Regions from separate parts of the Homo sapiens genome. Here region 1 is linked to region 2. Evidence: chromatin loops called from intact Hi-C (ENCODE). Cell type or tissue: CD14-positive monocyte. All regions are shown on one strand. Each heading gives the region's core, and the rest is flanking DNA. Links, peaks and the distances in the headings are about the cores only.

Evidence for each region. Peaks named below come from ENCODE experiments on the same cell type or tissue, not always from the same donor. Only the 100,000 strongest peaks of a DNase experiment are listed, where the experiment ranks them.
Region 1: a loop joins it to region 2, with 1.9 times the contacts of the local background. A loop is called at or near these places in 62 of 110 quality-filtered maps.

The regions. Positions count from the first base shown.
Region 1 is chr9:100,356,541-100,373,201 of GRCh38, reverse strand. All of the region lies in intron 2 of LOC105376177 (a long non-coding RNA gene), which reads right to left. Among named protein-coding and RNA genes, the nearest start is that of TEX10, 12 kb to the right of the region's middle. RefSeq lists a silencer at 3,676-3,868. In CD14-positive monocyte, for the core only: no CTCF peak of the experiment used is centred there; no DNase peak of the experiment used is centred there.
Region 2 is chr9:100,402,670-100,419,330 of GRCh38, reverse strand. No RefSeq gene overlaps it. Among named protein-coding and RNA genes, the nearest start is that of MSANTD3, 16 kb to the left of the region's middle. RefSeq lists a silencer at 7,610-7,699. In CD14-positive monocyte, for the core only: no CTCF peak of the experiment used is centred there; DNase peaks (open chromatin) are centred at 7,540 and 8,690; H3K4me3 peaks cover 2,095 bases; H3K27ac peaks cover 1,316 bases.

The sequences.
Region 1 (16,661 bases), core at 4,364-12,363, 46 kb after region 2:
CATGTTGAGACATGCTTTTGATGTTGGGAATTTCACAGATGCCAGTTTTTTTTCTCTTTAAATGGCTAATTAATTGTCCCAACAGCATTTATTGTCTACTTCATCTTTCCCTACTGATTTTAAAATATGTTTTGATATATAGAACTTCAAAATTTTTGTATAGTCAAACTTATCAATTCATCCTTTATGATTTTTTTTTTGTTTTGGTGTTACTGATAAAAAGGATAAGTTCAGTCCCATTTCTCTGGGTCATGTCCTTTCTTACCTTCCACCATGAAATGACCTTTGCTACATGTTGGCACCATGCTCTTGGACTTCCCAGCCTCAAGAACTGTGAGCCAAGTAAACTTCTGTTCATTACAAATTACCCAGTGTATGACAGTCTGTTATAGCAGCAGACAGTGAACTAAGACACACTGGAGTTCAGACAATAATCATGCCTGTTTTCTTTCTGTGTTCTTGTACTACATTATACTGCCTCACTTAGCATAGTAGTTTTCAACATTTTAAAAATTGAGATTCACTGTAAGAATATATTTTGCGGCCAGGCGCGGTGGCTCATGCCTGTAATCCCAGCACTTTGGGAGGCCAAGGCGGGCAGATCACCTGAGGTCAGGAGTTCGAGACCAGCCTGGTCAACATAGTGAAACCCTGTCTCTACTAAAAATACAAAAATTAACTGGGTGTGGTGGCACGTGCCTGTAATCCCAGATACTTGGGAGGCTGAGGCAGGAGAATTGCTTGAACCCGGGAGGCCAAGGTTGCAGTGAGCCGAGATCGCGCCATTGCACTCCAGCCTGGGCAATAGAGCAAGACTCTGTCACACACAAAAAAGGAATATGTTCTGCTCTGTCAATGAGTATACGTACACGTTTCTATAAAATTGAAACAAAAATTTCACAAAATAATATTTGTGGCAGAGATTTTTACTACTTACAACTTCCAAGAAACCTCCTTAAATGGAGGTTTCAATTTTCCTTTTCCTTTCCTTTCTTTTACTTGCTGACTGAAATGTGGGCATGATGGCTTGAGCTAGAATTGCCATTTTGAAGCATGAGATGACCTTGAGAATGGAACAAGAAAGAAGCAGTCTGAGTGAGGACTTCCTGGAATGGAGCCACTTGATGCTTAGTCTGCCTACATTTGAAGTTTAACATGAAAAATAAATTCGTTGTTTTGTGTTTTACTGTTACTCCCAGCCAAGTTAATGCTTACAAATACATTTTCTGTAGCGTTTATGCCAATTTACACTTCTGCCAATAATGTATGAGCACTATTTCTCCACAGCTTCATACGGGTATGTTGTCAAACTTTTGGATTTTGATAATCTTGAAAGTAAGAAAAAATATCTTTTAATTTGCACTTCTCTTATTATGAGTCAGGTTAAACAGCTTTTAGTATGTGGAAGGGTCATTCATTATATTTCTTTTTCTGTTGTTTGAAGTAACTTTAGATGGATTAAATTTAACAGAGTTTAATCGGGCAAATAATAATTTGTGAATTGGGGAGCCCCTTGAACCAGAATAGGTTAAGAGAGACTCCAATGCTGCCACATGGCCTGAAAGGATTTATGGACAGAAAAAGGAAAGCAACGTACAGAAATAGAAATGAGGTACAAAAACAGCCGGATTGGTTACAGCTTGGCATTTGACTTATTTGAATACTAAACAGTTGGCTATTCATGAGTGGATAAAATATGGCTTCTGTGATTGGCTGAGACTTGGCTGCTTGTTACAAAAGTCGGTTTCAGTCTGTTTACATGTCCAGTTAGGTTACGGTTCAATATGTACAGAAAAACCTTTAGGCTGAACTTAAAAGGAAGCAGCTTCCGACTAAATTTAATTTAACAATTGCCACCTCTTGGTCAACCTCTTCACCTCTTAGTCAACTTCTCAATTTTGAGAGGTTGACCAAATTTTTAGGCATTGATGTCACTCTGTCCCCATTGTGATGTTCTTATTTGGTCTCAAATCCCTCTGAGAGACAGTAGAACAGTGGGCTTTGTAAGATGAGAACATGGACTTCAGCTTCAGGTTACTTTTTTTTTTTTTGAGACAGAGTCTCACTCTGTCACCCAGGCTGGAGTGCAGTAGCACGATCTTGGCTCAATGCAACCTCCACCTCCTGGATTCAAGCAATTCTCCTGCCTCAGCCTCCTGAGTAGCTGGGATTACAGGCACCCACCACTATGCCCAGCTAATTTTCAGAGTCTTAGTAGAGACAGGGTTTTGCCATATTGGCCAGACTGGTCTTGAACTCCTGACCTCAGGTGATCCACCTGCCTTAGTCTCCCAAAGTGCTGGGATTATAGGAGTGAGACACTGCACATGGCCACTTTTTTTTTTAATAAGGGTTATAGCAGAGGGGACCTCCTTGTGCTGGAATCTCTTGTTTTCAGGAGAAAACAAAACCTACTCTATGTTAGGATCTATTTGTTTCCTTAAAGTTTTAGTTTAATTCTGTTGTATTTAGTATGAGTGACTTCATTTTGGCTTGGCCTGATCTGTTGGCGCCTAGTGTATGAGCTCAGTCCTCAACAATGGCCTCCCATAATTTTGTTAAAATATTTCCCCCTTGTGGTCAGGTTCTCACTTAGGTAAGACCAAAATTTAGGGCCACTCTCAGTTACCATCATTTTGGGTTTCTGGCTTCAGCATGTCATTCACACGTTATGGCAACTTCACGATCATACTTTTTTTTGAGTTTTTGTCATCCTAGTCAGAGAGGGGCTGATATGGTTTGGCTGTGTCCCCGCTCAACTCTCACCTTGAATTGTATTAATCCCCATGTGTCAAGGGTGGGGCCAGGTGGAGATAACTGAATCATGGGGGCAGTTTCTCCCATATTGTTCTTGTGGTAGTGAATAAGTCTCATGAGAGCTGATGGTTTTATAAATGGGAGATCCCCTGTACAAGCTCTCTTGCCTGCTTGTAAGATGAGAATTTGCTCCTCATTAGCCTTCTGCCATGCTTTTGAGGTCTCCCCAGCCATATGAAACTGCGAGTCAATTAAAACTCTTTCCTTTATAAATTACCCAATCTCATGTATTTTTTCATAGCAGTGTGAGAACGAACTAATACAGGGTCCATTTGACATTCTACGCATGGCTGTAAGAGAATTTAAAGAAGTCTGTTGTGCAACCATGGACTTTGTAGTAGAATTTGCTATAAGGTCTATTATGAGGAATAAATGTTTAATTACTGAATCATTTACTCCAAATCATGTAAAAAGAGACCTAGCAAATGATGTCCATCCAAAAGAGTGAAGGCCTCCTGCCAATGTTCTCTTTAACCTATGATACAAGCTAAGAGGAGTGGACCAATATTTTGTTTTTTGATTCATTATGAAGCAACAAATGTATATTAAAATTTTTCACACATGTTGGTCCTTTATCTTTTATCAATGCATAATGTTGTCCATGTATAAGTTTATAAGGTTGCTTAAAAAATCCTCTACAAATAAAAGTACACTCCAGAAATGCACATAAGAGACTCATTTTCTGGTTTTATTGTGGGTTTTTCTTTTGAGACAGGGTTTTGCTCTGTTGCCCAGGCTGGAGTGCAGTGGTGTGATTATAGCACACTGTAGCCTCAAACTCCTGAGCTCAAGTGATCATCTTGCTTCAGCCTGCTAAGTAGCTGGGACTATTGGTGCATGCCACCAAGTCTAGCAAATCATTTTCATATATTTGGAGTAGGGGGTCAACCCATAATTTGACCACAAACAGTGTCTCACTGTGTTGCCCAGTCTGGTCTTGAACTCCTGGCCTCAAGCAATCTTCCTGCCTTGGCCTCCTAAGGCACTGGGATTACTGACATGAGCCACTGACCCCAGCCTAGTTTTATTGTTCATAGAGGTGTGAGCAAGGAAAAAACTGACAGGTAAGAGCTTCATGATAGTAGAGAAGCCCTGATCATTAATCTGTCATCTTGCAAAAGTTGTCCACATCTAGGATGTTGTCTGTTTCTGAGGAGAAACTTTGCTGGTTAGTGTAGGAGTTCAGTCAGGGTGGTGGGAGAAATTGTAAAATAGACACAAACCTTCTTGGAAGGCTGGAAGGTTTTGCAAAAGCCTCAGGATAGCGTTATGGCTGAAAGCAGCCTAATCCTCTTACCTTGAGTTAATAGCTGAGAGGAGGTACAAAGGAATGTAAAGGAGTTTATCTAAAGAGCTTGTTTACTCATGTGGTGCTGACCTTTGATCATTTGTAGGACTGCTCTCTCCTGGGAGAGTGACCATCTTAATTATCCACAAGTGTGTTAACTCAAAGCCTTTGTCATTAAATCTGTACTAAATAAATGTGAACTTCGCCGGCTTATCAAGGTTGACACTGTGGACTCAGGCAGCAGATCCCCTTAGCCGTGCTGACGGGCAAAATATCTGTGTCAGTGTACATCTTTCATCTGTCACGGGGTAAGGGTCTGTGGGTCAGACCCGGCAGGTGGTGCCCCATGTGAGGAACGCTGCCACGAATTGTGAGAGAACCCTCAAAAACGAAGGTGAAGAAGACTGCACAGTTAGTAAATCAGTAAGTCATTGGTACCTGCTTGGGATTTCCAAGTTTGAGGGAATTGTTCAGGCTAGGTTTCATCATGGGACAACAGTTATCAGCTCAACAGCAACAGTAGATAAAAGTATTGAAACAGCTGCTTAAAATTAGTGGAGCCTCGGTTTCACAGGCTCAATTAAGGGACCTAATGCAAACTGTTGTATCCCATAACTCATGGTTCCCAGAAGAAGGTACACTAGACGTAGAGTTCTGGGAACAAGTGGAGAGAAATCTTAAACAACATCATGCGCAAGGGCAACAGGTCCCAGTAACATCTCTAATGTTATGGGCCTTAATTAAGGCAGCTCTGGCCTCGTTATACACAGAAAAGCCTAAAAAGGGAAGGAAGGAGAAACAGTCACCTACTTTACCACCTCCTTATCCCTTAGCCCTGCTATCACTGAGCCAAAATAACAAAGAGGATACGGAGGTTTTGCCTGAGCCCCCTCTTCCAATAAATTGGAAAAAAGACAGGGGATACGCTATAGCTATGGGACCCTGTCTTAGGCAAGCGGCATTAGAAGGGGAGCTCTTAGCCTGCCAGGTAATACAAGATTAACAAGGCAATCAGGTACATAAAGAGATAAGGAAAAGCATTAGAGATAACGGAGCCGCTAGCCCATTTAATGAAAGGATTAATTGAGGCCAGAGCAGACAACTTCTATATGACTCCATGGGACTGGTCAGTGCTAGCTAAAACAACTTTAAACGCCAGTCAGTACCTCCTCTGGAGGGCAGAATTTGATGAATTATGTGAACTGCAAACCTCTTTCTAATAATGGCCACTGTTATTCCTCCACTACCCTTGACGTGGCTCCCTTGAAATCCTATTTGGGTAGAACAGTGACCTTAGAAGGGAGAGAAATTACATAGAGCCCATGAATTAGCTGAGGAGCAATTAAAAGCCGGTTATATAGAACCATCTAACAGCCCTTGGAATTCACCCATTTTCGTCATTCCCCAAAACTCTGGTAAATGGAGACTTTTGCATGACTTACGTGCTATTAATGCTAATTTGCAGTCTACGGGGCCTCTTCAACAGGACCTCCCCTCCCCCGCAGCGATTCCTCAAGATGGGCCTATAATCGTTATTGACTTAAAGACTGTTTTTATAGGATTCCCCTTGCAGAACAGGACAGAGAAAAATTTGCATTTACAATACCAGCTATCAATAATGAAAGGCCAGTTTGTTGATTTCACTGGAGAGTGCTTCCTCAAGGAATGCTGAACAGTCCTACCGTGTGTCAGTATCATGTAAATCAGGCTTTGCTCCCCAGTAGAAAATTATTTCCTAATTGCAAGATTATCCATGTTATGGATGATATTTACTAGCAGCCCCAACAGAGCGAGTACTTTTTTTTTTTTTTTTGAGACAGAGTCTTGCTCTGTCGCCCAGGCTAGAGTGCAGTGGCACAATCTCGGCTCACTGCAAGCTCCACCTCCTGGGTTCACACCATTATCCTGCCTCAGCCTCCTGAGTAGCTGGGACTACAGGCGCCCGCTACCACGCCCACCTAATTTTTTGTATTTTTAGTAGAGACAGGGTTTCACCGTTTTAGCCAGGATGGTCTCGATCTCCTAACCTCGTGATCCGCCCGCCTCGGCCTCCCAAAGTGCTGGGATTACAGGCGTGAGCCACCATGACCAGCCTGGAGTGAGTACTTTTAAAATTACATGCCTCTGTGGTAAAGAATACACAGTTAAGAGGTTTAATCATAGCACCTGAGAAGATACCAATGTCCTCTCCTTGGAAATATCTTGGATACATACTAACTTCCTCAATCAGTAAGTCCTCAAAAGGTTAAATTAAATACTAGCAACTTACACACCTTAAATGATTATCAAAAATTACTGGGCGATATTAACTGGCTTCGCCCCACCTTGGGCGTATCTATTGATAAGTTGCAAAACCTGTTTTGTATCTTAAAGGGCAATACAGCCCTGGACTCTCCCAGATATTTAACTCCTGCAGCACAAAGGGAAATTGAAGAAATAGAACAAGCTATTTCCCAAAGGCAACTAGTTCGCATAGACACCCAATATTCCATCCAATTGTTTATTTTCCCTAATAAACACTCCCCTACAGGGTTAATAGGACAGATGGCCCCAGGGCTACGCTTTCTAGAATGGGTTTTTTGCTCACATACCAGGATTAAAACACACTCGACCTATATCCAGTTAGTCAGTAAAGTCATCTATTCAGGCCGCAGACTATGCAATCAGTTGCTAAGTTATGACCCTGATGTCATAAGAATTCCTTTGAGTAAAAAGCCATTTGAAGCAGTATTGCCCCTCTCTTTAGATCTTCAGACAGCACTCTCTGATTACACAGGCCATTTAGAACATATGCTTACTGCTGACAAGCTCCTTCAGTTCTTATCTCGTACTTCTATGGTTTTGCCTACAAAAATTTCAATCCCCCATACCTAACACTTTAACACTGTTTACCGACGGCTCTGGTAAACATGGAAAGGTGGCTGTTTGGTGGAGAACACATAATTTCCTCACTTGTTCTGGATTTACTAGCACTCAGAGAGCTGAGGTTGGAGCCTTAATATTGGCCTTGGAAACTTTTTCTGCGCAGCTCATCAATATTGTTAGTGACTCTACTTACTCTATTTATTGCAGAACCTGAGACAGCCCTAACTAGGTCTACTCTAGAGCCCATCCTGTGTGCACTTTTTCTCCAGCTTCAGCAATTGCGAGATCAACGTACAAATCCTATTTTTATTACACACATTCAGGCCCACAGTTCACTGCCTGGCCCATTGGCTTATGGCAATGATCAAGCAGACCTAAAAGTTATGACATCACTGCTTGACCAAGCCACCCAATCACATCAACTTTTCCACCAAAATTGGAGAAACTGAACTAAACAATTTCAACTTACCCAAAGACTAGCTAAACAAATTATCCTGCAATGCCCAGATTGCCAGCTCACAGGCACGTCCCCTTCTTCTACAGGTGTTAACCCTAGAGGACTAGAACCTAATCAGTTATGGCAAACATGTTACACACGTCCCTGAATTTGGAAAACTAAGATATGTACATGTATCCGTTGATACCAACATTCATCTAATTAGTGCACACGCTCTTCCTGGAGAGTCCACTGGATATGTCATTAAACATCGTCTTTTAACTTTTGCATTTATGGGGCGGCCCACAAAAATTAAAACTGATAATGGTCCAGCTTATGCCAGCTCATAATTTCAACAATTTTATCACACACAGAACATCCAGCATTCCACAGGCATCCCGTATAACCCCCAAGGACAGGTCATAGAACAGGCCCACTCTACCCTTAAAAATATGCTCAGAAAACCAAAAGGGGGAGTATGGGTAAGGACCCTGGAACACAACTAGCACAAGCCTTATTTACCCTTAATTTTTTAAATTTAGATGACAAATTTCAATCAGCTATAGAAAAGCACTTTGCTAAAACCTCTCAAGACAAAACCCACAGTTTTATGGAAGGATGTAAATAGTAATGAATAGTGTGGTCCAAATGATTTGCTAACATGGGGAAGAGGATATGCTTGTGTTACACCCCCTCAGGTCCTCTTTGGATTTTAGCACGATGCATCAAACCATACCATGGCGTGGCTAGGACCCAACCCAGTACCAGAAATAAAGAAAATGACCCTACAGGACCCACAGCCCTGGACAATGCGGCTTCCTTGGACAACACAGGCCCCAGACAGGATGCCGAAGAAAACAACTCAGAAGGTGAAGCGCATCCTGCTCCAAACACAAACACCATTCACAACCAAATAATTTATTCCTTTTTTAATTTTCTCACTCTGCCTGCAACCAGTACCTGCTACACTCTATTGGGCTCATCTCTTAAATCTGCCTTTCTTCTGCCCTGTTACTTTGACAAACACCCTCTTCCCAGCTTCCAACAACGTGACTGCTTAACTAAGAGGGATTAACATACCCCCAGTGGGGTTCCTTAGTAACGGCACACATCGAACTGAAGTGCCAGGTAACACTACAGGTCACTCCTTGATTAGAAAAGAATATTGCTAATTATACTCATGTTTGTTTTATGTTATTTACTAATTCTAAGATGCAAAGCCAGAATATGAGCAGTGACCACCGCACCTGACAGACCTGTTGCTGCACACATCTGTACTCTCTAATCAACGAAACCTGATGCTAAAAACAGAAAAGGTGGAGATGTAGTTCAGTCAGGGTGGTGGGAGAAATTGTAAAATAGACACAAACCTTCTTGGAAGGCCGGAAGGTTTTGCAAAAGCCTCAAGATAGGTTATGGCTGAGAGTGGCCTAATCCTCTTACCTTGAGTTAATAGCTTAGAGTAGGTATAAAGGAATGTAAAGGAGTTTACCTAAAGAGCTTGTTTACTCATGTGGTCCTAAGACCGACCTTTGATCATTCATAGGTCTGGTCTTTCCTGGGAGGACAACCACGTTAATTATCCACAAGTGTGTTAACTCAAAGCCTTTGTCATTAAATCTGTACTAAATAAACGTGAACTTCGAGAATTATCAAGGCCGACGCTGTGGACTCAGGCAGCAGAGCCCCTTAGCTGTGCTGACGGGCAAAATATCTGTGTCAGTGTATGTCTTTTATCTTTCACTGGGTCAGGGTCTGTGGGTTGGACCTGGAAGGTTAGCTTTGCCTTAAGGTGTCTAATGGGTGTATAGTTCCCAGAGTGGGAAGGGGCCTTTCTGAGTTGTGAGATTACAAACCCAAGTTTCAAGGTTCCAAAGTTTTGCTGCAGTGTGAGTGGCAAGGGCAGTCTTTCTCTGATCATTTCCAAAAGACCCAATCTCTGGGTTTTAGATCCATGAAGGGTTAGATTGCCCTCAGTCCGTGGACCACAAAAAGCTTTCTTTATCTAGTGAAAATACACTTGGGCATTGTGTTAGGTTGTTCTTGTGTTGCTATAAAGAAAAGGAATACCTGAAACTGGGTAATTTATAAAGAAAAGAGATTTAATTGACTCATGGTTCCTGCAGGGTGAGCAGGAAGTGTGGTGCCAGCATCAGCTTCTGGTGAGGGCCTCAGGAATCTTCCAGTCATGGTGACAGGCAAAGGCAGAGCAGACACATCACATGGCAAGAGTGGGGGCAAGCAGGGGTGTTGTCACACACTTTTAAACAATCAGATATTGCATGAACTCACTTATCACCAAAGGGCTGGTGCAGAACCATTCATGAGAGATCCACCCCTATGATTCAAACACCTTCTACCAGGCCCATCTCTAACTGGGAATTACATTTTAGCATGAGATTTGGAGGAGAAACATATCCAAACCATATTAGGCATAATGCATTTGCATTAATCCATTTGCATTACTATAACAGAATACCTGAGACTAGGTAATTTTTAAAGAAAGGTAGTTTAATTGGCTCTTGGTTCTACAGGCTGTACAAACATGATGCCAACATCTACTTGGCTTCTGGTGAGGACCTCGGGAAACTTACAGTTGTGGAAGGCAAAGTGGGAAGCCAGGATATTACGCGGCAACAGAGGGAGTAAGGGAGAACAAGGTGAGAGGGAGGTCCCAGACTTTCAAACAATCAGATTGCATGTGAACTAACTGAGCAAGAACTCACTTATCACCAAGGAGATTGTGCTAAACCATTCATGAGGGATCCGCCCCCATGATCCAATCACCTTTCACCAGGCCCCACCTCTAACATTGGGAATCATATTTCGATATGAGATTTGGAGGGTACAAATATCCAAACACATGCGCATTAAAACCTTGTAGCATTTAGTTATATCAGAATTTAGAAACAGAAGATATTTGAAGTTTTATTATTAGAAGCATAGGCCTTTTAGTGACTATTGTGTAAGAGGTCAACTTATGTTTTCACTGGAAGTAGATCTGATTGTCATTAAACTCTAATATCTTTGACCAAGGCAATCTAGTCAACTCAGTTAGCTTTGTCTAATGTTACTGTATCTGTAACACCTTATTTAACTATCTTACAACTTGTCCAGTGAAACAAGTATGTTTTTTGCTGGAGATTTCTTCAGGAACAACCCAGGAGGGAAACAAATTTTTAAAATAACCTTTTATCTATTGTTATAACATCAGCGCCCTTGCACGGGAAATCTTTTATAAAAACAACTAGAAAAGATGCCTTGAAAATGAAAAGTGAGTAAAATTCTTCTATAACTGTTTACATGGCCCATCAGGTAGAAAACATGTACCTGAAATTCTGATTGTCTTTCCAGGATTATGAATTTAAGAAACCAAACATTGGTCATAAACAATTTTAGCAATTTAGAATAGTCACCATGCCAATGTGTATTCTTTTCTTTCTTTCTTTTTTTTTTTTTTTTTGAGACAGAGTCCCACTATGTTGCCCAGGCTGGAGTGCAGTGGCACGATCTTCGCTTACTGCAACCTCACCTCCCAGGTTCAAGCAATTCTCCTGCCTCAGCCTCCTGAGTAGCTGGGATTGCAGGTGTGTGCCACCACACCCAGCTAATTTTTGTATTTTAGGTAGAGACGAGGTTTCACCATGTTGGTCAGGCTGGTCTTGAACTCCTGACCTCGTGATCCGCCTGCATCAGCCTCCCAAAGTGTTGGGATTACAGGCTTGAGCCACCGGGCCCGGCTGTCAATATATATTCTATTTGCATATTTGCATCATCTTATTTCTTCCTTAAGAGTCATGGAATGCACAGCTTTTAATAATGAAAGCTTTAAATACTCAGGAATAACTAGGCAGCCATCTAGGTTCTGAGTCTATGCTTAACATTGGATTTACATCTTCTTAAACTCTATTTTTGCTTTTCTAGTTCAGGTGCCTACCATTGTTTATTAGATGGGTTATCATATGTAATGTGATGTGGATCATGGAGTTCATTCAAATTGCATATCTAAACAATTTCAGTACCAGCTTCTTTAGCATGAAAATCTGGCAAAGTATTTTTTTGGTATTCAACTAATTTTTGTCCTGGTTGGGTTATCAGTTTTATAAACCAGTCTGTCTCTTTCTTAAGAGTTTTAGGAAATTCTTACCCAGTCCAAATGATATGGTTCTAAAGTCATCAGAAACCTGTATTTAAGCAAGTTTTGTCAGGGTCCTTTTTATCTTTTCCATGAACTTCTTTGAAGACACAATACACTAGAATTTTACTTGCTTTTGAAAAATTTTTAGAAACTGTTTCAGAATTAAGTAATCAACTGTGGAAATGACTTCAAATGGTTGTAAAGACACAACTGACAAGGAAATTTGGTTATTTCTGTGGCCTACAATAATTTAACATAATAACTATAATTATGACTGATAATATATCAAGACATATCAGAATGTTAGGAATCTCATATAATTTTGGAACATATATTAATAACATATCTATTAAAATATAACTTGAAGAACGTTAAACTTTATTCTTTATTTCACAATACTTTTCATATAATTTAACATATCAAACCATTTATCTCTCTTTTGGATGTTGTAAGAGCCCTCTGTAGTATCTCAAAGTTAGTTGCAGGTCAAAAAGACTGAATTTTGAATTCAAAATTTGATTTTGAGAAACATCAAATAGGTCAAAGGTTTAAAACAATCCAAATAGGATCACAGGTTACTGTAAAATAACAGTCATTCATTTAGCCAAAATGATAAAAGTTTTTTTTTATTTTTTTATTTTTATTTTTTTTGGGACGGAGTCTCGCTGTCGCCCAGGCTGGAGTGCAGTGGAGCAATCTCGGCTCACTGCAAGCTCCGCCTCCTGGGTTCACGCCATTCTCCCGCCTCAGCCTCCCGAGTAGCTGGGACTACAGGTGCCCGCCACCATGCCTGGCCAATTTTTTTGTATTTTTAGTACAGACAGGGTTTCACCATATTAGCCAGGATGGTCTCGATCTCCTGACCTCGAGATCCACCCACCTTGGCCTCCCAAAGTGCTGGGATCACAGGCATGAGCCACTGCACCTGGCCAATAAAAGGTTTTAAAAAGCAAAAACTTTATTCTTTGAGAGGGTACTGAGTTTTCCAAACAATTAACAGATCTAAGAAATAGCATAAGACAGAATCTTTCTCTCTTTTTCTCTTCTTGTCTTTTTTTGTCATTTACTCATAAGGTGAACAAAAATTTTTACTATCTATTAATACTACATGAAAATTTTTGTTTAAAAGAGAAAGCCATATTTTACTTTTGTATTTGTGTATTATAAATACTAAAGTTAATTTTACTAAAACCTTATAAACCAAATTATCTAATCTCAGTCATCTTTTGACTACACAAGATTTTTACAAACCTTTTATAACATATTGTAATGAATTGTTTTCACTTTTTATATTTAGCTTTATCATATCTTTTAAATTTTTTTAATTTGAAATAATCTTTAAGTAACTATTAAGTGAGATGAAATTATCTTTTTCTCAATAAACATACATTTTTATGTCTCTTATTTCAATAGCTTTAGGGGTACAAGTGGTTTTGGGGTACATGGATGAATTGTACAGTGGTGAAGTCTGGGCTTTTGTAGTACCCATCATCCAAGGCCATTTTCATGTTTTTACAAAGTTTTTCACTAAAAGCCCATCTATCTTTTCCTTTATTATTATTATTTTTTTTGAGACAAAGTCTTGCTGTGTCACCCAGGCTGGAGGGTAGTGGCATGATCATGGTTCACTGTAACCTCAGCCTTCTAGGCTCAAGCAATCCTCCCACCTCAGCCTCTGGAATAGCTGGGACTACAGGCACATGCCACCACACCTGGCTAATTTTTGAATTTTTTGTAGAGACAGGTTTTTGCCATGTTGCTCAGGCTGGTCTTGAATTTCTGGGCTCAAGCAATCCTCCCACTTCAGCCTCCCAAAGTGCTGGGATTACAGGCATGAGCCACCACACCCAGCCCTTGCTTTTCCTTATACACTCTGTATATAGAATTAGTATACTCTTAGTAACCTTAATTTCTTTTATTTTTTCCTTCCAACTTTTCTCATTTCAGAGGGTACATGTTCAGGTTTGTTACATGGGTAAATTGCATGTCACTGGGGTTTGGTGTAGAAATCATTTTGTCACCCAGGTAGTAAGCATGGTGCCCAGTAGGTAGTTTTCCAATCTCCCACCCTCCACCCTCTAGTAAACCCCAGTGTCTATTGTTCCCCTTTTTGTATCCACGTGTACTCAATGTTTATCTCCCACTTATAAGTGAGTACGTGCAGGATTCAGTTTTCTGTTCCTGCATTAATTTGCTTATGATAATGGTCTCCAGCTGCATCCATGTTGCTGTAAAGGATATGATTTCATTCTTTTTACTGGCTGCATAGTATTTCTTCATGTATATATACCACATTTTCTTTATTCAATCCACTGTCGATGGGCATCTAGATTGATTCCATGCCTTTGCTATTGTGAATAGTACTGTGATGAACATATGTGTGTATGTATCATTTTGGTAGAATGATTCATTTCCCTTCGGGTATATACCCAGTGATGGGATTGCTAGGTTGAATGGTAGTTCTATTTTAAGTTCTTTGAGATATCTGCAAACTGCTTTCCATAGTGGCTGAACTAATTTACATTCCCACCCGTAATTTATAAGCACTCTCTTTTTTCCACAACCTCACCAGCATCTGTTATTTTTTTACTTTGTAGTAGCCATTCTGACTGATGTGAGATGTGATCTCATTGCAGTTTTGATTTGCATTTCTCTAATGATTATTGATGTTGGCCATGTGTATGTCTTCTGTTGAGAAGTGCTTATCTTAGTAACCCTAACTTCTAGTGAAAACTTAGGAAGTTTGAGCAGTTTTATATCAGTGTTTATAGATGAAAACATTTTATAATTTTTAGAAAGATTTGTTTTCTCACATTTTTGTTTACCAGTTCTAAATATATTTAGCTTTTAAATACCATAAGATGTCAAAGTACATAAATTTAAATTTGTTTAATAATTACTGTTCAATATTTTAAGTGACTTAGAAGTGACTCAGCCATTTTATGATTATCTATTACTTTACTTAACAAGGATTTTAAGATTTTTAATTACTCAAACTATGACACAGGTATCTTCGCTAACGTCTTTCCTCGGTCTTAAGTAGGCATGTGGTACTTAGAAGGGCTATGAAAGGCAGGGCCCATCTGGTTCCTGAACTTACATACCAGGGGTAGGCTCAGGATAGAAGATAACTGTGAAGACAATGCCTGGAGGATCCAACCCCTTCTAACATAGCCAGGGGGCAAAACTGGAACAGGTAGGAAGTGGTTATAGTGGGCTTGACTGCCTTATAACTGGTGGTCAAGTTGCTAAGAACATGTCCCCAACCCTTACCACAGCTACCTGTCCCAACAAAAGAATCCAGAGATTCAAAAGCAAAACCAAAAGCTTACAGACAAACCAATAAGTATCAAAAATCAAAGAAGCCACGTTATGACCTTAAAACATGTAGTAGACACATTATAAACCTGTCTGATGAATATATCCAGGAGAAAATGTCTGAATTATATTGAACTGACAATTCTGAAGTCATTATTATTTTATTTTACCAACTATTTTAAAACTAGCTTCATTTCCCAAATATTATCACATACATGTAACACATATTGAGTTATAGAAATATAGACACATAGACACAGCAGGTCTTAGAGCTTTCATCAGGAATTCTCATTTGCCAGCTTTCAAAAATAAAGCAAAATTTAGACAGATTAAATTTAACAAAGTTAAACAAAAAACAATTCACAGCTCCCCAAATCAAAACAGGTTGAGAGAGACTGGCACTGCTGCATGGTCCAAACAATTTTATAGAAAAAAAGGTGACATACAAAAAACAAAAATAAAATACAAAAACAGCTGGGATTACAGTGTGAGCCACCGTGCCTGGCCCCTTTCTGAATTCTTTTATTGTTTATAGTAAGTTTTCAGTTGATTTTTTTTTTTGGATATACAATTATATCTGCAAATGGAGATAATTTAACTTCCTCATTTCTAATCCTTTTGTCTTAGACTGATTTTGTGGTGTAATGGTCTTTGCACTCCTGGCCTTGCTGGTCTTTTCCTTCCTGTCTTTTTTCTAAGCCTGAACTGGTAGCCTCCCTGGCCATTCTCTGTGTTATTCAATATACTTTCAATAAATTCCTTTTCACTTAATGTCAGAACTGGTTTTCTGTTACTTTATCTAAGAAGCCCAACTAAATGTTGATTTTGCACATATAGTGCAAATAATGCCCAATGATGCATTATCAGTAGTGATATCTGTTGCCATTTATTGAGGGGCTATTGAGGCTGTGTGCCAAGTCATTTGTATATATAATACCAATCAATTCCTAGACAATGTGCCCCTGGTTATAGTATCATGTTTGAACTCATCATTTCAGCTTCTTCAAAGAGACTGCTTTTTGTGTTAGTAGTAGCTCTAAAATGTAAGGTAAGAGCCAGTTTAATATGTATATGCTTTTGTTTGCTTTGAAATTATAAAGTCAATTTTTATTAGGTTAACAACGTTTCAGGTTTTTTTTTAAAGCAGTGATACCTTATTCCCAAAGCAAATGCTGGAAGCCCAGTATGAAACACATTTTAAAGGAAAGCTGCAAAGGTTGGGTAGATTACGTAGAAGGAAGTTACTTAACCTAGAATATCGTGATGTGTCTGAGCATAGACAAAAAGGACAAAGCGTTTGGATGATGAAATACAGACATTTCTGGACACAGATCTTGGTGGCTCATATGGGTTGAATTGTGTCCTCCAAAAAGATATATTGAAGTTCTACCCCCTAGTACCTCAGGTGACTTTATTTGGAAATAAGGTCTTTAGAGAAGTGATCAAGTTAAAATGAGGTAATTAGGGCAGCCCCTATGACTGGGGTTCTTATAAAAGGAGTAAATTTGAACACAGACAGATATACACAAGGGAAGACAATGTGAAGACACAGAAGGAATGTCTACAAGGAATGTCTAAAGCTACCAGAAGCTAGGAGAGACGTGTGGAACAGAATCTTCCTCAGAATCCTCAGAAGGAACCAATCCTGCTGATACCTTGATTTCAGATTCCATGGTCTCCAGAACTGAGATCCAGAAATTTCTGTTATTTAAGCTACCCAGTTTGTGGTACTTTGTTATGGCTGCGGAAACTAAACACAGCACCTATGTGGCCAACTGGACAGAGTTTTGGAATTGGAG
Region 2 (16,661 bases), core at 4,208-12,207:
GCTTCCCCATACACTGGTTGAATAACCTCACAAAAGGGTGACTGTCTTTCCCCATAGCAAAGTATTCATAGACATATTTTAAAACCTCCACACCAGACGCAGCAGCTTTGTACTACGTCAGGTTAGCTAAGCTAACTTGGTACTGTTTCCCAGAATTCTGTTCCTTGTATAGTTCTGGCTTAGCCATGGACCTAAGAGACATTCTGGGTTAGATTTGGAAGGTGGAGATTTGGAAGCTGGAGACATGTCTTTTACACTCTGAAGGTCTTCCTGGGCAATAGGCGGTGGGACATCATGTCATGATCACTGGCTAACCTTATGCCATGGGGCAGCACTGGGTCCTGCAGCTCCTTTAGCTTCCCTGAGTTCTGACCCACAATGAAAGCATGAGCATCAAGGTTAGAGTTGGTGAGAGACAGAGGCAGGGTCTAGTGTTCGTTGTGGGCCACAGTTTGTCCTCACAGGTTTTAGTTTGTCCTTGACCTTGTCCATATTCAGTTTCCTTCCCGTCTGTCAAACTGGCTGACCTACAGCGACTTCAGGCTCAGCATTAGACTCAGAGGCAACAGCAGCCTGCACAGACTGCCACCACTGCTGCTGCAAACCTATGTTACTTTCTATAAAGCTGCTTGAAATTGTTCTTTATTACTAGAGCCGGTCTGCCACTAAGAGGCTGTGAAACCTTGAGGAAGAGGATTGATGTCTGAAAAACAAAGAGTTTGGTTTTGATCCCTAACAGCTGTTTCAACATCAGTTGCTACCACCCTCATCTTTTCACTCAAATTTCTAATTCAGCCATTGTACTTCTCAGTGTCTTTTCTAGAAAAAGACTTGCCTGTGATTACCAACAGCCATGTTCATGGCAGCTTTGATTATGGACAATAAAGGAAGGCAGGAGGTAGGGAGAGAGAAAAGAGGGAGGGAGGGAGAGAGAGAAAGAAAGCAAGAAAGAGAGAGAGAGAAACATTGAAAAGAACTTAAAAGTTCATCAATAGGGAAATGCATCAATAAACTATGGTATTTCATAGGACTGATAAAGCATTGTATTGATGTGCATTTTTGTTTGATGATTTTTGGTTTGGTTTGGTTTTGGCAAGCCATTTTGACTCCACAGTTTTAAAACTGGTAAACATTTTAGACCTGGGCACATTCCCACACAAGGAAATTTTGGACTTTTATTTATTTATTTATTAGAGACAGGGTATCACTCTGTCACCCAGGCTGGAGTACAATGGCACATAGCATGATCATAGCTCACTGAAGCCTCAAACTCTTAGGCTTAAGCCTCTCGAGTAGCTGGGACTGCAGAAGAGTACTGCTGAGCTCAGCTAATTAAAAAAATTTTTTTTTTAGAGATGGGGTCTTGCTATGTTGCCCAGGCTCATATCAAACTCTTGGCCTCAAGCAATCCTCCTACCTTGGCCTCCCAATCTTCCTGCCTCGGCCTCTCAAAGTGCTGGTATTACTGGCATAAGCCGCCATGCCCAACAAACGAAGGACATTATAATTTAACCTATTGTTCTTAACTCTACCACAAAATGAGTAGTTAGTATGTATAGGCAAAGCTAAAAAAGCAAGACACCAATGGAAGATGACAAGATGATGTTACTCTTCTGTAGCATCTGAAAGGATTTGCTTACAGTGTTTTCATAAGTTAAGAATTAAATATAAACTGTCAGTATTGTGTCCAATTTATAATAAATATTTCTGTAGAAAGAATTAATATAAAATAAAATTGACAATGGCTAAAACTGCACATGGTAAACGTGCAATTTGATAAGTTGATTCTAAAATTTATCTCCAAGAGAAAATGTTCAAGAATAGTGAAGACATTTTGCAAAAGATTCAAGATGGCACTCATTCTATCAGATAGTATCCTACAAACTTATAGAAATTAAATTTGCCTGTCTCTAAACAGGATTAGACAATTAAACTCAAAGAATAAAATAGAACCCTGAAAAGACTCTTGGACATGTAGAAATATCATACATTTAGACCATAGAGGAAAAGATTGATTAGTCCACAAATGGAGTTGAGATAATTAATTACCTGTTTACAGAGAAATAACATTCCTACTCCGCATCACATAAAAAGAAAGATTCCAGATGCATTTTAAAGCTACATGTAAAAAACATTAGCTAGGTATTAAAATAAAATAGAGCACTTCTTTGTGTTATCAGAAAAGGAAATACAAAAAGCAGATCCTTGAATAATGTGTCTTTCAACATCGTTTTCTTCTAATTTTGATGAGAAAAAAATTGGTTTTCTATGTTGTTTTGCTTAAAGTTGCAGTTTACAAGAGCCTATTGACAATGTTAAGTGAGGACTTACTGTACTTTCTTATGTAAAATACTACAAGCAAAGTCATACAGAACAAGATTCATAAATATAACTATGTAAAAAATCATTTCTATACACATAGTGCCCAGATATTGATTTCTAATAGCATTCTCCAATAAAAGGGACCAGGATTCTTTGAAAAAATGGCTGATTCGAGAACTAGGGTAGGAAATATACAAGATAAGCATTGTGCATTTTTTAAAGTTAGAAAGTAAGGAAGAGCTGGCCGGACACGGTGGCTCACCCCTGTAATCCCAGCACTTTGGGAGGCCAAGGCGGGCGGATCACCTAAGGTCAGGAGTTTGAGACCAGCCTGGCCAACATGGTGAAACCCCATCTCTACTAAAAATACAAAAATTAGCCGGGCGTGGTGGCAGGCGCCTGTAATCCCAGCTACTTGGGAGGCTGAGGCAGGAGAATTGCTTGAACCCGGGAGGCAGAGGTTGCAGTGAGCTGAGATCACACCACTGCACTCCAGCCTGGGGGACAAGAGCGAGACTTCGTCTCAAAAAAACAAACAAGAAAAGAAAGTAAGGAAGAGCTAAAATATGTACACAATTTTGGAGATGTGTTGAAGGGACACAGGAATTAATTGAAGGTGATCCCAATGGCCAAAACTAGAACAATTTGAGCAACAAAAGAAAGTAGCATTGAATTTTTTTTTTTTTTTTTGAGACAGAGTTTCACTCTGGTTGCCCAGGCTGGAGTGCAGTGACGCAATTTCGGCTCACTGCCACCTCCGCCTTCCGGGTTCAAGCAATTGTCCTGCCTCAGCCTCCCAAGTAGCTGGTATTAAAGGCGCCTGCCACTACGCCCAGCTAATTTTTTTATTTTTAGCGGAGACGGAGTTTCACTGTGTTGGCCAAGCTAGTCTGCAACTCCTGACCTCATGATCCACCTGCCTCAGCCTCCCAAAGTGCTGGGATTACAAGCATGAGACACCATGCCTGGCTGAAGTAGCACTGAATTCTTAATGTAACTCAAAGTATACAATAAATAACCATGAGCCCATACTGTACAAATAAATGATGGAATAAACACATTAATTAAATTAATAGGGAAGAGTAGGCAACTCTTCTATGCAGAAGAATTCCAAATAATATGTGAAGATACTCCATCCTTAAGGTGGTGGAGCATAAATTCCCACCCCTTAAGTATGGATTGTGCAGTGACTGCCTTTCAAAGGGTACAGTATAGAAAAGGGGGAAAAAAGAAGAGTAACTTTACCATGGAGAAACCTGACAAACGCTATTTCAGCCAGATGAACAAGGTTAATATCACTAGTGACAAGTCATGTTAACAATCTGTACCCTTGAAATGGTATGATCAGAGTTACCTCTTCAGGTTTCCGCCCCCAAACCCAAACTCCAGTCCAATGATTAGAAAAACACCAAACAAATCCCAACTGAGGAACGTTCTACAAAATACCTAATTAGTACTCCTGAAAACATCAAGGCTATCAAAAACAATAAAAGTCTGAGAAATTTTCACAACCAAGAGGGGTATAGAAGACATGATGATTACATTTAATGTGCTATTTCGAATGGGACTGTCCAACAGAAAAAGGACATTAGGCAAAAATGAAGAAAATCTGAATAAAATATGGGCTTTAGTTAATAATAATGTATCAATATTTGTTCATTGATTGTGACAAAGATACCATTCTAATGTAAGATATTAACAATAGAGAAACTAGGTGTGGGATATATAGGAGTACTCTGTTCTATCTTCACAGTTTTTCTGTAAATCTAAAACTACACAAAAATAAAAAGTTGATTTTTAAAAATTGGCTTCTATGTTATAGACACCCTTAACAACACTAAAAGACAAAATCAAAACAATGATGTACTATTTTCAGATACCAGATTGACCAAAATGTAAAACTGTTTGGAAAAAATGGGTTCTTTCATGGAAGTGTAAATCGATAGGAGCTTTTTAAAGGGCAGTTGCTCTCAGAATGTTAAAATGTGTATTCCTAGGTATCTAGAGAACGACTACTTTCACATATGCAAAAAAGGGCATGCACAAGGGTTTCCTAAAGCATCATTAAACCTAACTTCTATCAAAAAGGAAATGATTAAATAAGCTATGGAATAGTCATATTTAGAACACCGTATTTCGGCCGGGCGCAGTGGCTCACGCCTGTAATCCCAGCATTTTGGGAGGCAGAGGCGGGCGGATCACGAGGTCAGGAGATCGAGACCATCCTGGCTAACACGGTGAAACCCTGTCTCTACTAAAAATACAAAAAATTAGCCGGGCGTAGTGGCGGGCGCCTGTAGTCCCAGCCACTCAGGAGGCTGAGAGAGGAGAATGGCGTGAACTCGGGAGGCGGAGCTTGCAGTGAGCCGAGATCGCGCCACTGCACTCCAGCCTGGGCCACAGAGCGAGACTCGGTCTCAAAAAAAAAAAAAAGAACACTGTATTTCATTAACTCGAGGATGTGACCCGCTATAGCCTTCGTTATTTCATACATCATTAAGAAAGAAAAATGATCCTAATTAAGCTATGACACAAAGCTTTCTTGCCATTTATAATTTTTATTTTATACTTATTGAAAAAGCTAATTAAGGCTTAAGACATCTTTAGTTCCATATTATCCTTATGCATAAATTAAAAGGATTCATGAAATAAATTGATTACCATATAGCTAAATCCTCTTCTCAGAGTCTGAACCTTCTGTATAATGTTTAGACTCAGAATCATCAATATGCCAGGCTGCTAACCTCCATTCTGCAAGTTTTGATGCATACCCAGCAGGCAATGACAACCACATCACTATTGCTGCCTTGCTAGCTGACAGCAACTGTAAGATGCATACCAATCTGAGAGATCATAAAATGTGAATAAAAAAGTGTGCCTTAGAAACAAGAGTATTTTGCAGCAGCTAAAGGAACTGAGGAATTCTAATTCATATTGCTAAGAAAAAATAGCAAGTTGCAAAAAATAATATGCAGTATAAGCACATTTATGGAAAAAAGCAAAATAAACCTCTATGTTTGTGGGACATTCCCTGAAAATTTGGCTACTCAAATTTTCTTCCTTTTTTTTTTTTTTTTTTTTTTTTTTTTTGATACAAAGCCTCTCTCTGTCTCCCAGGCTGGAGTGCAGTGGCGCGATGTCGGCTCACTGCAACCTCCGCCTCCCGGGTTCAAGCGATTCTCCTGCCTCAGCCGCCGGAGCAGCTGGGACCACAGGCTCGCACCACCATGCCCGGCTAATTTTTTTGTATTTTTAATGGAGATGGGGTTTCACTATATTGGCTAAGCTGGTCTCAAACTCCTGACCTCAGGTGATCCGCCCACTTTGGCCTCCCAAAGTGCTGGGATTACAGGCATGAGCCACCACATCCGGCCTCAAATTTTCTGTACTTGAAAATTCTATACTTTAGATACTTGAAATTACCTTTCAAGTATCTATAGAATGGCATGATAAGGGGGACCTCACAGCTCCCCTTTATTGTGCCATTCTATACTTTAGACACTTGAAAAGTAACTTTCCCAGACTCCTGTTGAGAGGTCAACTTGATAAAATTCCTGTCAATGAGTAGCAGGCGGGTATTCCCTTAGGCTCCTTTTCTTGAATGAAAATATAAAACTTCACAAGAAGATGACTTTTGGCTTTTCTTATCTAGTACATGCACACAATTCCTCGAGAAGCAGCAATCATCTTATGACCACAAGGACAAAAGTCACATGCTGGGAGTGGTAAACTGAAAGATAGAAGGACCCTAAGCGCCTGAGAGCATTGTTGAGCTGAGCTGCCATGCACTCCCGCTGTGCGCTGCCTGCTCCTGGGCTTCTTTCCTCTCCTTTTCTTTGTGTGGTAAAATATACATAAAATTTACCATTTTAACCATTTTTTGGTTTTGTTTTGGTTTTGAGGTCTTGCTCTGTCGCCCAGGCTGGAGTGCAGTGGCGCGATCTCGGCTGACTGCAACCTCTGCCTTCCGCGTTCAAGCGATTCTCTTGCCTCAGCCTCCTGAGTAGCTGGGATTACAGGTGCGCGCCACCACGCCCAGCCAATTTTTGTATTTTTAGTAGAGACGGGGTTCCACCACGTTGGTCAGGCTGGTTTCGAACTCCTGACCTCGTGATCCACCCGCCTCGGCCTCCCAAAGTGCTGGGATTACAGGCGTGAGCCACTGCGCCCGGCCCATTTTAACCATTTTTAAGTGTACAGTTCAGTGGCATTAAGTGCATTCACATGGCTGTGCAACCATTTTCACCATCCATCCAGACGTTTTCATCATCCTCAACTCTGCACCTGTTAAACACTAACTCCTCATTTCTGCCCTACCTGCAGCCTCAGGTAACCATTATTCTATTCATCTGTCTTTGTGTATAATATTTGACTATTCCAGATACTTCATGTAACTGGAATCATACAACATGTGTTCTTTTGTGTATGTTTTTTTTCACTTAGCATAGTGTCTTCAAGGTTTGTCCATGTTGTAACTTGCATCAGAATTTCACTCTTTTTAAAGGCTGAATAAGGTTCCGTATATACCACATTTTGTTTATCATTTATACGGGGACATTTGATTTGTTTCCCCCGGGCTTTTGTTTGTTTGTTTTGTTTTTTCAGGGTTTTACTCTGTTGCCCAGGCTGGAGGGCAGTGGGGCGATCACTGCTCGCTGCAGCCTCAACCTCCCAGGCTCAAGCGATCCTCCAACCTCATGATAATGGTTATAATAGCACTTGCCATTTACTGGGCTTTTTCTGCGTACCAGGCAGTGCGCTAAGCCCTTGATACATACGACGTCATTTAATCTTCACAAAATCCCTGTGATGCACACAACTACAATCAACTACATTTGATACAGGTAGCGATTGAAACTTGGACAGATAACTTGCCCAAGGCCACACACAGTCACACCAGACACTGGAATCTGGATCTGTCTCACTGCAAAGCAGCAATTCTTGACCACTAAAGTAATTGAAAAAAAAAAAAAGCAAAATCAATAGACTCGATGTGAGCAGTAAAAGACGCATCGTGTGTAAACTAAGGTCAGTCTCTGACGGGTTCTCTTTGAGTACCCCCGGGACACCCACTAAACGGCCCCAAGAGCGCTAACCCCACAGAGCCCTAGAGGTTTTCCTGCTCCTATCCCATCCACGTTTTCCTCGTCACTGCAGTCTAAGCTTCGCGAGCTCCTCCCCTTCTTCGCCACTGGCTCCTCCTACGCAAGCGCACTGTGACCCGGAACTTGACTACCGTTCAGCGTGTCTCCCAGAGCTGCTGCGCTGGAGCTGAGGGAGCGCGCAGAGCGGGGCGGTTGGGCGGGGCCTCTGTGTAAGCTGCGGGGCTTCGCGGGCTTTGGGTTGGGGAATGAATGGCGTGGACCGTACTTGTCAAATGGAAGGAGTCGCAAAAATTTCGATTGCACAAGTGTTTCATCCATCCCTCCATTTACTCCAGAAGTCTGTACAATGTCAATGACTGCTGTGTGCTGGCACCCACCTGGCACAACGACTGTGCTCCCTGCGTACCCGCACTTGATGGATACAGCAGTTCATGAAGGAAATGGGGACTAGGGGATGTGAAAGATGTTCCTGGAACCTCCCTCCTTGCTCACAGCCCCCATTTCCCTATCCCCTCACCCCACCACCAAAATTCATATAGGAGATGTCGGTATCTAGCAGGAATGGCACCAGGTTGTCTCTAGGGTTACCATTCCATGCTCCTCTGTTATCCAGAGGACCCGTACTTACCCCATGCGCATTCATCTGAGGGTCATGTAATGGCCTTTTTTAGTGTCAATGTCCTCCTAAGACTGTATGATCTAGGATGGTAGAGACAAGGTCTTGCTCACACTTGAGTCCCCTGACAGTTGAATACCCAGATCCTAACGCAGAGTTTGGCCCAGGTAAGATTCAGATTTACCTCAATATAAGAAACACAAATGAGCAGCTACTCTGTACAGTAGGCTATGTGATATATAGCATACAAAAATAGGCTAAGTCCGCTTTCTAGGAGCTCACAGTCTAGGAGGGTTGGAACGCTTTTCATAAGATAAGGTGAGGAAAGGGGGCACTCAACAAAGGAGCAAATAGCTAGGGATGGGGACTGTCGAAGGCAGACCATTGATCCTTAACGCTGGTCCCCAGGGACAGAGAAAGAGAAAAGGGAGTGGGGGAGGGAGGGGAAGAAAAGTAGTAATTTTGTTTTGCTTGCTTATTTGTATTTTTGTGCCAAACTATTTTTTTTCTATTATGTTTTCTCAAAAGTTGAATATTTTCTCACATCTGCAGCAACCTGGGCCATTATTGCATAAATTCCTCTTTCCTCAATGTCTGCTTCATGTCAGTCCTCTAACCTCTCTCTCCCAGTTCTTCCTCCTGACACCTACCACTCCTCTGATTGCTTAACAAGTGTTAAATTGTAGAAATGGTTTCTGTTCTCATTGTTCAGCTTCACAACCACTTTATTTCTAGAACATATGGTCTCTAACTCATTAAGAAATAGCCGAACTGACCGGGTGCGGTGGCTCACGCCTGTAATTCTGGCACTTTGGGAGGCCGAGTCGGGCGGATCACGAGGTCAGGAGATCGAGACCATCCTAGCTAACACGGTGAAACCCTGTTTCACAGGCTAAAATACAAAAAATTAGCCGGGCGTGGTGGCGGGCGCCTGTAGTCCCAGCTACTCGGGAGGCTGAGACAGGAGCATGGCGTGAACCTGGGAGGCAGTACTTGCAGTGAGCCGAGATCACGCCACTGCAATCCAGCCTGGGCGACGGAGCAAGACTCTGTCTGAAAAAAAAAAAAAAAGAAAAGAAATAGCCAACTATCTATCTATATACACCATTTTATAATTTCCCAATTCCAAAAAGCTTTTCATTTATCCAGTTTTTTGTTTTTGCTTTTTTTTTTTTTTTTTTTTGAGACAGAGTCTTGCTCTGTTGCCCAGTGCAGTGGCATGATCTCACCTCACTGCAACCTCCACCTCCCGGGTTCAAGCGATTCTCCTGCCTCAGCCTCCTGAGTAGCTGGGATTACAGGCACGTGCCACCACACCCAGCTGATTTTTGTATTTTTAGTAGAAATGGGGTTTCACCATGTTGGCCAAGCTGGTCTCAAACTCCTGACCTTAGATGATCCACCTGCCTTGGCCTCCCAAAGTGCTGGGATTACAGGCATGAGCCACCGTGTCCGGCTCCATCCATCCAGTTTTATAAGCAAGCATAGTAATCTGGTAGATTTATTTGACACTATCCCCACCCTTACATTCTCATATCCAATATATTATCAAGTTTTGTCAATGTTATGTCCCGCACATTTCTCAAACCTGTCTGTGTCACACCATCTCTACCAGCACCTTAATCCAAACTTTTACCTGGATTAATACTATACTCACCTCAATTTCATTTTTGTTTGTCTGCCAATCCATTCTCCCCAGAGCAGAATAATAATATTCTTAATATGCAAATCTAATCTGCCATTTGATCCTAACACCTGTCAATGATTTACTTTCATTTCAAGGTTAAAGACCAAAATCCTTAGTGGGACCTACAATATTGCCCTGCCAAAATCTTCACTCTATTTTACTTTGTTCTATCCACTTTGTCTTTCTGTCTTACCCACTGGCCTTCTTTCAGTTCCTTAAAAACACCCTTCTACCACAGGGACTTTGCACATACTATTCCCCCTACTTCATGTATTATTTTCCTTGTTCTTCATATTCTTAGCAACTACACATCCTCTAGGTCTCAGATTTAACATCACTTCTTAAGAGAAACTATCTCTGACTCCCAGATCAAGTCATTACAAAGATGAATTCTGCCAAGTAAGCGTGATCAAAGTAAAAGTGTGTGTTCAGAACTCCATTTGCTCCTCCTGGTGCACTCTTCACGTTTCTCTGCCATGCCTTGTGGCTAAGCAGGCTGATTTGTGTGGACTACACCAACATCTCCCTGGCCTCCCTGGCCCTCAGAGCAAATGAGGGTGTCAAGGTGTTTATCCCCTGCACCTCCAAGCTGGGTCGCTGCACGCTGGCTACTCCCTCAACCAAGTGCCAGCTACAGCTTTTGTCAGGCAGCTGTCTCCATGGAGGTTTCTTTGTCTCCAAGTTCTAGGAACTGCTGCCTCCTCTCGCTCCTCCAAGCTAAGGGGTACCATCAACAGTGCTATCACATACTACATTATTACTTCTGGTTCCCCTAATCCCTGCCCACTCCTTTGTAAATAGTTCTTGTATTTAACACTTTTCAAATTACCCTCTTGCTGTTTGCCATCTGTTTCCTCTGGGGACCCTGACTGCGACATTGCCCTGGGGAATTTTTGGTGTAACTAAAGTTTACATCATTGGTGTCAAAACTTTTATTTATGGCCAACCAAAAGGATTATCTAGTCCTTTATATTTATAAAATGGAATACTATATGGTTACTGAAAAAGCATGTTTTTGAAAATAGAAACAGGATAGAAATATGTTGAATTTGGTCTCAATTTTATTTTAAAAAATCTTAACTAATATTTGTCTCTATTCAACAGATATGCTTCAAAATGTTAATAGTTGCTTTCAGAGTGACAGAATTACTTTTTTGTATATGATTTTCTCTATTTTCCTGGTTTTCTGCAATAATATTACATTTTTATGATAATAAAGATATATAATATATATACATACACGTTATTTTAAGACATTTTTAATTGATCCAATTATTCAAGTTATAAAATCCATTAATTAATTAAAGTATAAATTAAACAAGACAATGAAAGTATATTGCCTAGGACACTACTTGCACGAGGTGGACACTCAATGTATCAATAACAATTTATCATGACAAATAAATGTTTTCCAAACTTCTCAGCTTTATTAAACAAAATACAGAGAACACAAATTAGACTTTTCTGGATGACTTGGGAATATTAATTATCATATTGTACTTTAATAGGATGCTCTGAGCTCATTTAATTCAATTCTTTCATTTAACATACCAAAAAAAATCTGTAAAATAGAATCATCCCCAGAGAGGTTAAGTGACTTCCCTGAGGTCATATACAGCTAATTAGTGCTCTCAGCTCATTTTTTTCTCTCTAAAGACTTCCTCCAAGATCTGCTTCCTTTCCTCCAGAGAAATACTTCTTTTCCTATATTTGTCAGTACGTGCAACTTATTTAATTCTATTGCAAACTTTTTTTTGACTAATTAACCCTATTCCTAACTCTGTAATACTACATTATGTATTTTTTCTTTCTCTCTCCTTGTCTCAGTTCTATTTTGATTCTGGAAATAGATGTTATCAAGTGAAATGAATACTAATAATAGATAACAGTGAAAGAAAATAAAATAGATTCAGAATAAACTTAGATTTAAGAATGAGTTGCTGCAACTATCTGAGGCTGGTGACGCAGTTGGTAAAAAGAATTTACCAAGGCAGGCTGGGCATCATGGCTCACTCCCGTAATCCCAGCACTTTGGGAGGCCGAGGTGGGCAGATCAGTTGAGCTCAGGAGTTTGAAACCAGCCTGGCCAACATGGTGAAACCCCATCTCTACTAAAAATACAAAAATTAGCTGGGTGTGGTGGCACATGCTGGAATTATACCAGCTACTTGGGAAGCTGAGGAGGGAGGATCGCTTGAACCAGGGAGGCAGTGGTTGTAGTGAGCCAAGATCATGCCAGTGTACTCTAGCCTGGGTGACACAGTGAGACCCAATCTCAAAAAAAAAAAAAAAAAAAAAAAAAAAGAATTTACCAAGGCAGTATATGAGAGAAAGTAGTAAAAATGCATTGCAAGAAGGCAATGGGCAGATCAGCAAGAGAGGAGCTGACTGCAAAGAGACAGAGGCTTGCTTGGGTTTTATAGGATGATGCTTGTGCTGGAGAGGGATATGTGCAGTACAGATAATGGCTAGGTTGCAGTGAACTAACTTGCATTTTTCTATCAGCTGAGGGACTGGTGATAGCTGGGTGCAGGAAGATTGTGAGCTATTTGCGCAGGAGGGCTATGTGTCCTGGACCATGAAGAAAGGCAGACTCACAGCTTATCTGCTTTTTCTTTTTGCTTTCCCCTGCTCCCACCAGCCTGACTCCCTTTCTCTAATTAGGACTCCACATGAATGCCATCAACTTTTAGAGCCAATTAACATGCCTTGTACTCCCCTTCAGAAATCACACAAATGCCTACCATCACCTTTCTCCACCTCTTTATACTAACAGTACTTTGGTGAGGTGTAATTTATGTATTAAAAATGAATACATTTAAGTGTAAAGCTTGATGAATTTTGACAAATATATACACTTGTGCAACCATCATCCAGATCAAGGTGAAGAAATTTCCTTAACTTCGGGAAATTCCTGTATGTCTCCTTCCTGTCATCTTCCCCCCAGACCCCACGAGACACACCACTATTCTGATTTCTATCACCATAGCTTGGTTTTGTCTGTTCTTGACCTTCTTATAAGGAATCATGCAGTGCGTACTCTTTCATTCCGTGTATGAGCTGTTCATTTCTTTATATTGCCATATAGTATTCTACTGTGTGAATACACCTCAATTTATTTATCTGTTCTTCTGTCAATAGACACTTGGGTTATTTCCAGTGTGGGCTATTATGAATAAAGCTATTATAAACATTCCTGCACAAGTCTTTTTTGGAAATACAGTAAACTTTCTTAAAACAGGAGGGTTTTTTTGCTTTTTTGTTTTTTTAGCTCATCAGCTATTGTTATTGTATTTTATATATGGCCCAAGACAATTCTTCTTCTTCCAATGTGGCCCAGGGAAACCAAAAGATGGGACACCCCTGGATATGCCTAGGAGTAGAATTCCTCCATCATGAGGTAAGTACATGTTTCACTTTTTAAGAAACTACCAAACAGTGGCCGGGCGCGGTAGCTCACGCCTGTAATCCCAGCACTTTGGGAGGCCGAGGCAGGCGGATCATGAGGTCTGGAGATAGAGACCATCCTGGCTAACACAGTGAAACCCGTCTCTACTAAAAATACAAAAAATTAGCTGGGCGTGGTGGCGGGTGCCTGCAGTCCCAGCTACTCTGGAGGCTGTGGCAGGAGAATGGCATGAACCCGGGAGGCAGAGCTTGCAGTGAGCAGAGACCGTGCCACTGCACTCCAGCCTGGGCGACAGAGCGAGACTCAGTCTCAAAAAAAAAAAAAAAAAAGAAACCACCAAACAGTTTTCCAAAATGGTTGTTTTATTTTACACTCTTTCCCATTACCCCACATCCTCACCAATACTTAGAATTACCAGTCTTCTAAATTTTAGCAATTTTGATGAATATGTGTTAGTCTCTCATTATGATTTTAATTTGTTGAGCAACTTTTCATACATTTAGCAGATATCTATTTTGTGTGTGAAATATCTGTTCATTTTGCCCATTTAAACACTTGGGTTGTTTGTCTTTTTATTATTGATTTGTAAGAGTTCTTTAGATATTCTGTTTACCTGTTCTTCATCTTTTCCAGTCTGTAGGTTGCTGTTTCACTTCTTTAAAGTGTCATTTAATAAACGAAATTTTAAAATTTTTATGAAGTCCAATTTATTGACTGTTTTTTTTTTTTGTCCAGTTAGTGAATTGTGTTATAGGAAACAGTTATCTGCCCCAGCACGGTGGCTCACGCCTGTAATTCCAGCACTTTGGGAGGCTGAGGTGAGCAGATCACTTGAAGCCAGGTGTTCAAGACCAGCCTGGGCAACATGGTGAAACCCTGTCTCTATCAAAAATACAAAAATTAGCTGGGCATGGTGGTGGATGCCTGTAGTCCCAGCTACTTGGGAGGCTGAGGTGGGAGGATTGCTTGAGCCCAGGAAGTGGAGGTCTCGGTGAGCTGTGTTCACACCACTGCACTCCAGCCTGGGTAACAGAGCATGACCCCAACAATCCCCAAAAAAAGAGTAGTCCAGAGACTTTTGCAAAGAATGAATGGATGGGGTTTGCTTTATCAGATATTAAAATATTGTATAAAGAGGCTGGGTGCAGTGGCTCATGCCTGTAATCCCAGTACTTTGGGACGCTGAGGCAGCTGGATCACTTAAGGTCAGGAGCTCGAGACCAACCTGCCCAACATGGTGAAACCCCATCTCTACTAAAAAAATAAGAAAATTAGCCAGGTATGGTGGCAGGTGCTTGTAATCCCAGCTACTCCAGAGGCTGAGGCAGGAGAATTGCTTGAACCTGGGAGGCAGAGGTTGCAGTGAGCCGAGATCATGCCACTGCACTCCAGCCTGGGCGACAGAGTGAGACTCCATCTCAAAAAAACAAACAAAAAAAAAACGTATATATAAAGATAAGTAATTTTAAATGTATGTTACTCCAGAGAAATGGAAATTTTTAGCAAAGAAACAGAATAGAGTTCAAATATAAACAGATACTTCTAAGCACATGGGCAAGGATGTACAAGCCCATAAATGATATTGAAACAACTATTTATTCATTGGGAAAAGAAATCAAATACTTACCTTACATTAAGGCAAAAATAAATTCCAGATGGAGCTTAACATTAAGAAATCATACCAGTATTAAAAGCAGAAATGAAAAGTGTTTATAATCTTAATGAATATCTTATGCAAATGCAAAATAATGGGAAATTAACTGTAAGAATTGTCTTCTGCCTGAGATAATAGACAAAAATACATGAGAAGCAATTTAAAACAAATGAGATAACATTTTTCAGGATCAGATTAGGAAAAATTTATTAATAAAAAACATGCTTTGTGTCACTTAATGGATACCCTGATACATTACTAGTGCACATTTATATTGATATAATCTTTTTGAAGGACAGTAGTTAGATTTTAAATGTGCAATCCTTTCAATTTAGAAATTCCACACCTATATACATATATATATTCTAGAGACACAGATGTACACAAAGAGGCATGTATGAGGGAGTTCACTAGAACATTAATTTTGATAAATGGTGTTTAAAAGTCATAAAGTAGGCCAGGCACGGTGGCTCACTCCTGTAATCTCAGCACTTTGAGAGACCAAGGTGGGAGGACTGCTTGAACCCAGGAGTTCCAGACCAGCCTGGGCAATATGGTAAGGCTCCATCTCTATTTTTTTTTAAAAAGTAATAAACACACTGTATAATACTGTATTTCATTGACTCTAATGTGACATCAATTGTAAGACCCAACATTATTTTGTATACCAATAAGAAAAAAAAATGCTGCCAATTGAACTGTGGCACAATACTTTATTATGTAGAATATATATTTATATTTAATGAAAGAGATCTTTTAGACTTATTTAACCTAGATTTATAAGTCACATATCACTTTCTTTTGCACTCACAAAATGGAAAATATAAAGGAAATAAATGAGTTAAGGTATTTTTAAAACAACTTCACAGGCAAGGTGCAGTGGCTTACACCTGTAATCCCAGCACTTTGGGAGGCTGAGGCCAGTGGATTGCCTGAACTCAGGAGTTTGAGACCAACCTGCGCAACATGGTGAAACCCTGTCTCTACAAAAAATACAAAAAATTAGCCGGGCATGGGCACACACCTGTGGTCCCAGCTACTCAGGAGGCTGAGGTGGGAGGATCACCTGAGCCCAGGAGGCAGAGGTTGCAGTGAGCCAAGATCTCGCCACTGCACCCCAGACCAGGCAACAGAGCAAGACCCTATCTCAAAAACAAAAAACAAAAAACTTCACATTAGGTCAGCAAGTCTGACTCTTCTGAATCCCTTTTGAGTCAGAGTCATCAATGATGTGCTTTTTCCCCATGAAGTTGTCCCGTGTGCCATCCAAAGTATTGGTGATACAGCATTTGTTTAAAAAATGTTCCTCTTTTTCAGTTTCTGTTGGATTTTCTAGCAAACTGACACCCATTCTCAGGTTTTGATGCACATATAAAGTCTGTGATAAGAGATTGTATTAATTCATTCTCACATTACTGTAAAGAAATACCAAAATACCTGAAAATGGGTACTTTATGAAGAAAAGAGGTTTAATTGACTCATGATTCCACAGGCTGTACTGGAAGCATGGCGGCATCTGCCTCAGGAAACTTACAATCATGGTACAAGGCAAAGAGGGAGCCAGCATTTTACATGGCTGGAGCAGGAGGAAGAAGAAGAGGGTGGAGGTGCTACACACTGTTGAACAACCAAATCTCACGATAACTCACACACTCACTATCACCAGAATAGCATCGAGGGGTGGTGCTAAACCATTCATGAGAAACTGCATCCATGATCCAATCACCTCCTACCAGGCCCCACATCCAACACTGGGGATTACAACTGAACATGAGATTTGAGATTTGGGTGGGGACACAGATCCAAACCATATCAGAGGTTTTCACGTTAAGATGTGAAAAATTGTATGTTAAAAATTGATGAAATAT